2 separate regions of the Homo sapiens genome follow, and region 1 is linked to region 2. The links are chromatin loops, found by intact Hi-C in ENCODE. Cell type or tissue: mammary epithelial cell. All regions are shown on one strand. Links, peaks and the distances in the headings refer to the core of each region. The heading gives the core; the rest is flanking DNA. Region 1 holds the start of TBX10 (T-box transcription factor 10). Region 2 has its middle 92 kb from the start of LINC02754.

The links. Peaks named below come from ENCODE experiments on the same cell type or tissue, not always from the same donor. Only the 100,000 strongest peaks of a DNase experiment are listed, where the experiment ranks them.
Region 1: a loop joins it to region 2, with 3 times the contacts of the local background. A loop is called at or near these places in 32 of 110 quality-filtered maps.

The regions. Positions count from the first base shown.
Region 1 is chr11:67,637,150-67,642,521 of GRCh38, forward strand. It overlaps TBX10 (T-box transcription factor 10), which reads right to left and starts at 2,614. Exons shown (of 8, transcript NM_005995.5): 1 at 2,317-2,614. The coding sequence starts at 2,323. In mammary epithelial cell, for the core only: a CTCF peak has its summit at 3,005 (motif pointing right); no DNase peak of the experiment used is centred there.
Region 2 is chr11:67,789,881-67,795,252 of GRCh38, forward strand. It overlaps the pseudogene ALG1L8P and the pseudogene FAM86C2P. Among named protein-coding and RNA genes, the nearest start is that of LINC02754, 92 kb to the right of the region's middle. RefSeq lists enhancers at 1,731-2,543, 3,357-4,168. In mammary epithelial cell, for the core only: a CTCF peak has its summit at 2,574 (motif pointing left); no DNase peak of the experiment used is centred there.

The DNA.
Region 1 (5,372 bases), core at 205-5,204, 150 kb before region 2:
AAGTAGAATGGTGGTTGCCAGGGGCTGGGGAGGAGGAGATGGAGAGTTGTTGTTTCATAAGGACAGAATATCAGTTCTGCAAGATGCAAAATGTTCTAGAGATGGATGCTAATGATGGTTGCACAACAGTGTTGTTAGAAATGCTTGTTTTCCGGTGCCGTAAAGAAATAGCACTTGAACATAAATTTAATTTCCTCAGCAAGGCCATTTTTTTTTACTTTTTGCAGAAAGGGTACACTCGCCAGCAGCTTTGCCATGAGAGTACACCGAACAAAGGAGACAGGGTCATTTATAACCTGACGTGTCCACCCTACTGCTGTGTCTGGTTCCCATTGGCCGGAACGGGACCTCACATTCTGTATTTGTCCTGATTGGCTAGTAACTTAGAACTTTTAAAACTGGCAAAGGCAGAGGAGAACAAAGGAAGGAGGAAGTAACTTATAGAATGCTGAGAAAGGTAAAAACACCTTCAAATAAGGAAGAGGAACAGGCTATGACCTAATGTTTGCTTGGACCAATATAAGCATGCTAGGGCAAATATTTAGGCTAAATTGTGGGAGCTAAGAACATAAAATATATTGATTTTTTTTTATTATTGTTAGCAGATATTTAAGAATGTTAGTACAGGTCTTTGAATAAATTTTGCTTCTAAGAGAAGTTATTATTTATTCTAATTAGATGGCAGGAAAGTCTATGAAGAGGAACCTCTACTTTACTTTTTACAATGTGAATGTAATTAATGACACAAAACTGTGTATTTAAAAATGGTTAAGGTGGGCCGGGCGCGGTGGCTCATGCCTGTAATCCCAGCACTTTGGGAGGCCGAGGCGGGTAGGTCACTTGAGGTCAGGAGTTTGAGACCAGCCTGGCCATCACGGCAAACCCTATCTCTACTAAAAATACAAAAATTAGCCAGAAGTGCTGGCGGGCACCTGTAATCCCAGCTATTCGGGAGGCTGAGACACAAGTGTCGCTTGAACCCAAGGGGGTGGAGGTTGCAGTGAGACATGTTCACACCACTGCACTCCAGCCTGGGTGACAGAGTGAGACTCTGTCTCAAAAAATAAATAAATAAATAAATAAATAAATATAAATAAATAAAAAGGTTAAGATGGTAAATTGTGTTATGTATATTTTACAATTAAAATGTTTTAAATGGAAAAAAATCCTGAGAAACAGAACTATTATTTTATAGCAGCCCCATAAGGGGCTGAGAAGCTGGAAGGGCCATGGAAGCCACAGTGGCTGGGAGTCAGGGGACAAGGTTTTATTCCCAGCTGTGTCCCCACCCGAGTGGCTTTGGGATATTTACACGACTGTAAGACTATGGGATGCCTGGAGCAGAGGGGGGTGCTGGGTGTTGGAGAGATGGATGAACTGGCAGACAGGCGGGTGACGGAGGCCCCCAGGTGGCATAGCATCTGCTGAGGTACCAGGTGGACGGCACCTGGCCAGGGTGAGCTCTTAGTAGGTGCCTGGGGAGAATGTGGAGCCCAGGGCCATGGCCACGTCCTCAGCAGCCCTGAGAGCTGCGTGCAAAGGCCCTGGGATTTCTGCAGCCTCGCGGGGGAGGGGGCGTCTTTGTGACAGGGATGGGTCACATCAGGTTTGAGGACCCTGGGCAGGATGGATAGATGGGCTGATGTCCCCCTGCCCCTGTGGCCAGTCCATCAGAAGGGTAGCTGGTTGTCGCCCGGCTGCCCTGCTGGGGCGGGTACGTCATCCAGGTGATGCCAGCCCCCCTGGGTCCATGGCAATGGGTCCCAAGGTGGGGGGGCTCATGATTTCACTGGGCCTGGAGGCTTTGCCGGTGGTCACTGGCTCCCAAGTCCTCTAGGGGCTCACCCGCTGCCCGTCGCAGCCAATGTGCTGCCCCTCAACACTTTCAGGGACTCTGGTGGGGGGAGCCTGTCCTTTGCTCAGTCCCTCTAGAAGCCAGCATTCCTCAGGGCCCAGAGATGACAGCTTGCCAGAAGCATCGAGTGTCAAGTCTGGAAGGGAAGCTAAGGGCTTCTTGTCCAGCCCCAACTTTGATGCTCAAGGAGCTGGGGCTCAGGGAGAGGCCCGAGGTCACACGTGCCCAGTGAGGCGCTCATCTCCCGGAACAGCCTGGTCCCTGGCATCTCCCATAATTGCACTTGGGCAGCCGTGAGCCCTGTCCCGTTGGGATCTCAGACCTTAGCCTGGGGTGCCCCTGCCCCACCCTCTTGTGAAGGACCTGGGTTCAGCGGGGCTGTCTTGGTTCCCACCCTGCCCACCCACCCTGGAACCTGAGCCTGACCCATGAGGCCACCTCTGCTTCAGAACGTAGCCTACCTGCCATGGAGACAGAGAGGCTGTCCGGCTCCTGGAGAAACACTGCTTGGCTGGGGCTGGGAACCTGCCTGCTGGAAGGGGTGGTCACCACTCGTCCACTCGGCACCTCAGCTCAGCCCTCAGGTGCTCACACAAGCTGTAGTCTCTCGGCAGGACGGTCCTTGCCTCCTCGATCGCCCTTCGTCCACGTCCTGAGGTCGTGGTCTTCCTACTCGAGCTGGACCCCTGGTCTCCGAAGGTGAGATGCAGGCTCTGGGGCGTGCAGCGGCCCTTCTCCAAGCCACTCTCGGGCTGTGCTGTCCAAGGCTGTGCGGGAGGAGGGCAGGTGGGAAGGTTCTGACGTTGCAGAGCCCCCCTTCCTCCCTCCTTGTCCTCCCTCTTCAAGTTCCTCCCTTCCCCAGCTAAGAGCCCCCCAGCCATTCCTGATCGATGGGCCCAGGCGTGGCAGGGGTGAGGGGGTGGGAGAGTGGTTCTTGAGGACGGCTGGGCATCTGCAGGGGTCCAGGCCTGGCTGACTGGAGGGGCTGGGGCCCCGGGGGTTGGGAGGCACAGTGGGAGCAGCAGATTGCGGGCTGAATGGCGGAGGAGGTGCCCTCCCACCAAGACCCAGACCCCTGACCTGAGGCTGGCCCCAGCCGGCCGGCAGATGCGCAATTGTCAGGAGCAGTGTGAGCAGGAAACGCAAGGGGGCAGCAGCAACGAGTGCAGTCAGCATAGAGCCCCAGACTGGATGGCGGGAAGCCCAGGTCCTGTGGCACGTGAACCCACACGCACAGACACATGGATGAACTCAGGGAGCTGCGCAACGCTGGCAGGTCCCACAGTCTCCGTGCCTCAGCCTCCCCAGTTAACCTAAGCACATAATCTCTTCCGCCTGTGATGGTCTAGCCCAGCCTGGAGAGCGGTAAGCCCATCCCGCCTGGAACTGGGGGCACTGCCCTGGCTGATGGTGTCCACGGAATCCCCATCTGGACATGAGTGGAAACGGTGAGGCTGGCCCAGGTGAGAAGTGGGCGTCCGCTCTGCCTGTGGGTCTGTCTGTTCTCTCTGGCCTGACCGGGCACCCTCTCCAGGTTGTCTACAGCCTGTGCTGGGCATTCAGGGGACACATGGATCACTCTGCAGGGAGGCAGAACCTGGAGGTCCCCCTGAGAGGCTGCCAGTTCCTTGGTTGAGAGTGCTCGCTGGCCTTTTGACTCTTGCTGAATGGCACAGAGTGGGTCGTCTGGCTGGAGCCCCCCATACCTCCTCCAGAATCCTGTCTTGGGGATGCTGGGTTGGCAGTGGCCTTGATTCCTAAGAGGGGGCATGGAGGGGCTGGGGGGCGGCAGGGCTGCTTCTCCCTGAGCGCTATGTTCTGGGCGCAGCTGCAGCTCAGGGATGCCTGTGGCTCAATCCCTTGTGTCTCACATCTCAGCCTGCAGAGCTGGATGGGACCCCACACAAAGACGGTGGGCTGGCTCTGGGGGATGTAAAAGGAGGAGGGCCGGCCCCTGGCCCAACCCCATGCCCGGCTGTGTGAGAAAAGGCTGCCAGCACTTTGGAGTTGCTGCCAGGCAAGATGGGAGTGCTCTGTGTGAGTTGGAGGGTCCCAGCAGCCCCTTGAGGCTATACAACAAGGTGTAGTCATCTGCCCTGGCCATGGCATGGTGGGTGGGAAGTGGGGAGATGATGGAGGGAGTTGGGGGATCCATTCCAGTACTGGTGGCTCCCCTTCACCGAGACACCCAGGGGAGGGCCAGGCTGGGATTGTAGTGGCCCCTGATACGTGTGTGTGTGCGATTTTGATCTGTGTGATGGGAAACAACCCCCCTCCCACACACACACACGAGCACACTGACATGCTAACCCACATGCACGCAGACACACGGATGAACTCAGAGCCTGCTGACTCGCCACATGGCGCACACACGTACAGCTTCTGTGCACATGGACTTACCACACAGCACGCGCACAGACACAGGCAGGCCTCCCTGCACACCCCTCCCCGGCTGGCCCGCCCGCCCTGCCTGCCCGAGGCGCCTGCTGGCCCCCTGCCCCCTCATCCATCTTGCCTGCCAGCCTGTCCCTGGTGCCCCCGTATCCTTCACACCTTCTCATATCACTGCTCAATACCAGGAGGTGGCGTGGCAGCCGTGGCCGCAGGGAAATGGATGGGCAGGGTGGGGGTGTAGAGGGCTGGGGGAGTGGCACTGCGAGGGGACTCTGGACTCCAGCAGCCCCAGATGTCCAACAAGAGTCCATTAGGCTCAGGCAGGTGCGGGCAGTGAGGCTGCAGCCAGGTCGCATATAGCCCTGCCTATTTGTCCTGCCATGACACCCTGAAGGGTGCCAGCATCAGGACAGAGGGGCCCTCAGCAGTGGGCCTCATGCCGGCTCGCCTGACATCAGTGCGCGGTGTCCTGGGGATGGCGGAAATGGTGGCTTCCCAATTAGAGCTGGGAAGTCCCTGTGCCCCAACCCAAGCCACCTCCTCCCTGCATCTCTGCAGTTGGACAGGCTGTCCTGCATGGGGACAGCCTTGTCCTGCTGTGGCCCTTCCCCCAGCCCTGACTCCCTGCTTGAGCCACTATGGGCACCGGGCTCATTACACACTTAAAAATGCACATCTGGCCACATAGAGATCCCCTTAGAACGCCCAAGGAACTGAGGCTCTTGGAAACACGTGTGTGTGGGAAACGCACAGACACGCACGCCAAAGAGCATCCAGGGCAGGCGCCATGCACGGACAAACACACATGTGTGCACAGACATGGGCCTGTCTCTGCGCTCCCCACACTCACTGTCTGGCCCCAGGACTATAGGAGGGTTGGGGGGTCCCCCTCTGGGTTGTAGCCTCCTCTGGAAGCCCCTCCGCTGGATCCAGAGCAATCCTTCTTCAGGTTCTCCTCCCACACTCTGGAATCCTCCCCCAGGCATGGATGGACAGCTGTGGGCACAGAGGCAGCCACCACTGGCCCCAAGACACTTGCAGGTCCAAGGCTGCACTGGCCAGACCTCCCCCAGATCCTGTGGTCAACCTCCCTTCCTCCATCCACTTCCCCAGCCAGAGAGGA
Region 2 (5,372 bases), core at 268-5,267:
GCCGTGTGGCTGCTTGGCCGGCTTAAGCCACTTGTGCTTGGGGCTGTCGGGGGCCTTATCCGATTTTCACTCCCCTCGGGGGATGTTGTCTCACTGTGCTGGGAGGATTTGTGTTCCCAGGGCAGAGACCAGTGCTCTGACCCACCCCTCTTGCCTAGCAGGGTCGGTGGACCTGGGTGTCTGTCTGCACACATCCTCCAGTGGCCTGGACCTGCCCATGAAGGTGGTGGACATGTTCGGGTGCTGTTTGCCTGCGTGTGCTGTGAACTTCAAGTGGTAGGAGCAGAACCCGAATCTTTCTGGGGATAGCTTCACAGATCCACCGCTGAGGGGGAAGCAGTGTAGAGTGAGCTGCCCACAGTGAGGCCCTGCCCCTCGGTCAGTCCAGCACACACTGGAGGCCATGAGGAGGAGCCCTGCGGTTACTGTGGCTGGGCTGAGCCTCACTGAAGTAGTTGCTTCCATTTAGAGCTCATGTTATATTTAGGTTGGTACAAAAGTAATCACCGTTTTTGCCATTAAAGATGGCAATTACTTTTGCACCAACCTAATATGGAAAAAAAGCATGTTAAATACTAGAACTCCACTCGGGGCTTTTGCTCCTAGAGTAGAATTGGCGGGAATTGCCTGCAGGCTTACATGGTTTTCTTTGTTTCTTTCTCTCCCACCATGTCCCTTTTGGCCAAGCTCACGTGGTGGGTTTGAATCAGTTAAATGAGTGTCATGCTGTGGCCCCACTCTACCCAGCACAGACGTGTGTTTGGAAGGGCGGCGTTAGAGGAGATTCTAGAAGCAGTAGCCCCAGCACAAGCTGAGCCCTTGGCCCCTGCTCAGGAGCCGGCTCCTGGATGGGATCCAGGGATGTGAGCCCCTCCTGTGAGCTGAGCTCAGGGAATGTCGGGATCAAACCTGGTGCCCTAGAAAAGTCATCTTTTATGTGCTGAGCCAGTCCCCCGGGTGTTCCCTTTACTTGTTCCATGGCCATGGAGTTAAGAAAAACATGCAAAAATAATTCTTCAGTCCTTGAAGAGCATCCAGCACAGAAGGTACAAACCCCCCTTAAGGCTCCCTCTTCAAATCGGTTTGGCCATTTAGATGTGTACCCCCCTTTATACCCTTCAGATGCCAAATCTAAGAACCACCCCCCGGAAAACACACCCCCTGTTCCAACTCTCAGCCTGGCTTGAGCATGGGGTGGGAGGCTGAAGCCCAGGTGGGCACCCCAGGGGTCTGGTGTCTTCTCCAGGCAGCTCTCAGGCTCCCTTGGTTCTCTCTGCAGTTTACATGAGCTGGTGAAACATGAAGAAAATGGCCTGGTCTTTGAGGACTCAGAGGAACTGGCAGCTCAGCTGCAGGTAGCCACATCTGCCACCACGCGAGGGTGGAGAGGGTTCTGGAGACTGGCACTGAGCCATGCTCCCTGATCCCTGCTTCCCACAGCCAGGGTGGGACCATGTGGGGTCTGGCGGAAAAGCTAGGGAGAGAGCAGAAGTCACAGAGGCTGGCCTACTCTGCTGTCCCGTTTCGGTACAGTAGGCTCGGGAAAGTTAGGACACACCCCCACCTGCCCTCTGGATTTATGGAGCTGACACTCCACAAATGATGCTGGAGCCGGGTGGGCCGGGCTGCAGTTTCGGAAGTGATCAGGATCAGGTAGGTGCATGGGCAAAGGGAACTTCTGGGACCAGCCTTGAAAGATGGGTGGAATTCTGCAAAGGTTACTTGTTTCTTATTGCTAAAAGTAATACATCATTCTTGCCAACAGAATGATTGGCAGGATTTTCAGTAAAGGTCCAGGTCAGAAGTCATTTAGACTGTGTCTCCTAGTCTCTGTCAGAACCATGGTACTCTGTTGTGGTGTGAAAGTAGCCACAGATCATCTTCGATTAAGGGGTGTGGCTTTGTTCCAATAAAACTTTATTTACAAACACAGGCTGTGGGCTGGATTTGGCCTGCAGGCTGTAGTTTGTGATCCTTGATTCAGACAGTTTAGCAAGGCTGAAAAGAACACCAACACCCCCTTGTTACCCACAGATGGGTGGGACTTGGCCAGAGGCCAAGAGGAGGGTGCTCGCAGGGGAACATACAGCGTGTAGAGGCCGGGAGGTGCTCCAGGGCACGAAGTGTGGGAAAGTGGGACAGAAAGCGTGATGTCAAGTTGGAGGCGGAGCGCTGCTGGGGCGTGAAGAGTCTCGAGTCCAAGTGAGGGAGTTAGGAACTTGGGAGGGTTTGTTGTTGGGTCGGGGACCTGGGGTCAGCCAGGTGGTGACCTGGGATGGGGTGGGGACAGGAAATGAGTTAAGCTCTGCTCTTTATTTTTTTGCAGATGCTTTTCTCAAACTTTCCTGATCCTGCGGGCAAGCTAAACCAGTTCTGGAAGAACCTGCGGGAATCGCAGCAGCTCCGATGGGATGAGAGCTGGGTGCAGAGTGTGCTCCATTTGGTTATGGACACATAACTCCTGGGCCAGAGGCTAAAACCCCGGGACCCCTGCTGTCCTTCCCGCAGCTTCTTCTCGGAGTCTCAGGGCAAACCCTTTCGAGCAGCGCCTCCCAGTGGCCAGAAGGTGAAATGACGGCAGTGGTGCCGCCTGGTAAATGAATTGGTTCTGTGACCCGGGAAGCTGTGCTTGGCTCTGATTTCTTTTCTGGAGGCTCGGAAACACTTCCTATCTTCTTCTGTTCTTCACGCCCCATGCCCCTGCTAGCGGATTACTGTTCTGCGACTTCCGTGTGACCTCTGCAGTACTCCTCATCCTGCGTTTGCTCTCCAGGTGTCATCTTTCCGCCGTGTTCCTAACATTTTGATTCCTGTCTTGAAAAAAGCACCTGCTGCACTGTAAGCCCAGGGATGTGGCAGCTGCAGTGGGCTTGGCTTTGTGAAGAACCGAGTGTGTCCACGGATGTGGCAGCTGCAGCGGGCTTGGCTTTGTGAGGAACCGAATGTGTCCAGGGATGTGGCAGCTGCAGCGGGCTTGGCTTTGTGGGGAACCGAGTGTGTCCACATTGGGGGAACATCATACTTGATACACACGTTTTTATTTGCACAAAGAAAATGCTATTTTTGGAGCCAGAGATTTCATGTCTGATTGATGGCGATTTTCTTAAGAACCAGAACTGCTGGCAGAAAGGGAGCACCCACATGCTTAGATAGCTGATGTCTTATTAGAGGGCAGTTTGTGGTTCCTGATTTGGAAATTAACATTCTCCAAACATTCCAGTCCAATGAAAGTTTTATCCGCTTTCCCATATAAAAACTCTTCCCACTAGAGTGACTTGATTCTCACAATCCCGTTGGAGTCGTATGTGAGTCCTACAGTGTGAGGTTCAGCATTGCCATCTCCAAGTGCTCTTCGTAGGGAAACAGTTTCTGGTCATGACGAGGTTCCACTTCCCATCTGATCCCAGCCCGGCCTGGAAACAGAGGACATGTGTTTCAGGATGGCAGTGTTTGGGGACAGGACATGAGCGTATTGTGTGGGGCTGCTAGGACAGGCCTGGCGGGGTGGGGGGTGTGTCCAAGTCAGTTTACTTGGTTCACAGGTTCCCAGGCCCACCCAGGTGCCTAGAATTGGCCTCCAGGATGGGACAAGAAATCTGGTTTTGCATAGAAATGGCTAGCAGCAGGCACCGTGCCGCTGTCCACTCTCTGCCCGCATCTGCCCCAGCACTTGGCACAGCGGGACAGATGCAGAGATCTGAACCCACATCTACCTGGCTGCTCAGTCAACCCACTATTCACAAAGCTTAGAAAGCGTCCAGGCACAGTGGCTCACGCCTGTAATCCCAACACTTTGGGAGGCCAAGGCGGGTGGATCACTTGAGATCAGGAGTTCGAAACCAGCCTGGCCAACATGGTAAAACCTCATCTCTACAAAAATACAAAAATTAGGCAGGCACGATGGTGGGTGCCTGTAATCCCAGCTACTTGGGAGGCTGAGGCGGGAGAATTGCTTGAACCCAGGAGGCGGAGGTTGCAGTGAGCCGAGATTGTGCCACTGCACTTGAGCCTGAGTGACAGAGTGAGACTCCATCTCAAAAAAAAAAAAAAAAAAAAAATTACACACACACACACACGCACACACACAGCTTAGAAGGGGCTGGTGTTCTCATAAGCACAGATGTCTGAAGAGCCGTTAGCCAGAATGATTCTTTTTTTTTTTTTTTTTGAGATACGATCTTGTTCTGTCACCCAGGCTGGAGTGCAGTGGCACAGTCATTGCTCACTACAGCCTCGACTCCTGGGCTCTAGCAATCCTCCCACTTCCTGAGTAGCTGGGATGACAGGTGCGTGCCACCATGCTAGTAATTTTTTTATTTTGTAGAGATGGGGTCCTGAATGCATGGCCTCAAGTGATGGTCCTGCCTCAGCCTCATTTATTATTTTTTTTTAAACAGAGATTTACTCTGTTCCCAAGGCTGGAGTGCAGTGGTGCAATCTCAGCTCACTGCAATGCATCCCAGGTTCAAATGATTCTCCTGCCTCAGTCTCCCGAGCAGCTGGGATTATAGGCGTGCACCGCCACTCCTGGCTAATTTTTGTGTTTCTAGTAGAGATGGGGTTTCACCGTGTTGGCCAGGCTGGTCTTGAACTCTTGACCTCAAGTGATCCGCTCACCTCAGCCTCCCAAAGCCTCAGACTCTTACAGTGTTGGATTACAGGTGTGAAACACTGTGACCCGGGATGATTTTCAATCACAGCTTTTTGTTACGAGTGGAAAATGCATATTTATAAAAATGAAGTAGTACAGACATGAACGTGTAGAAGTCTCTATAATCCTGCCATCCAAGGATGGCACCTGTTAACGTGTATATCAGGGATGTCCAATCTTTTGGCCTCCCTGCACCACATTGGAAGGAGAAGAATCTCCTTGGGCCACACATAAAATACACTAATGCTAGCAATAGCTGATGAGCTAAAAGAAAAAAAAATCACAAAAAAACCTCGTACTGTTTTTAAGAAAGTTTACAGATTTGTGTTGGGCCGCAGCTTGGACGAGCCTGCTATATATATATTCTAGGTTATCCCCTATAGGTATACTTATGTGAAAATGATTATTGTGATAATTTGTTTTTGAGATGAAGTCTTGCTATGTTGCTCAAGGGGGCCACAAACTCCTGGGCTTAAGCCATCCTCCCACCTCAGCCTCCTGAGTAGTTGGGAATATAGGTACTCATAACTATGTGTGGGTGATTATTATTATTTTTTAAACAAAAATGGGGCTGGGTGCAGTAGCTCACGCCTGTAATCCTAACACTTTGGGAGCCTGAGGCAGCAGATCGCTTGAGGTCAGGAGTTCAAGACCAGCCTGGCCAACATGGCGAAACCTCGACTCTACAAAAAATACAAAAATTAGCCAGGCATGGTAGCAC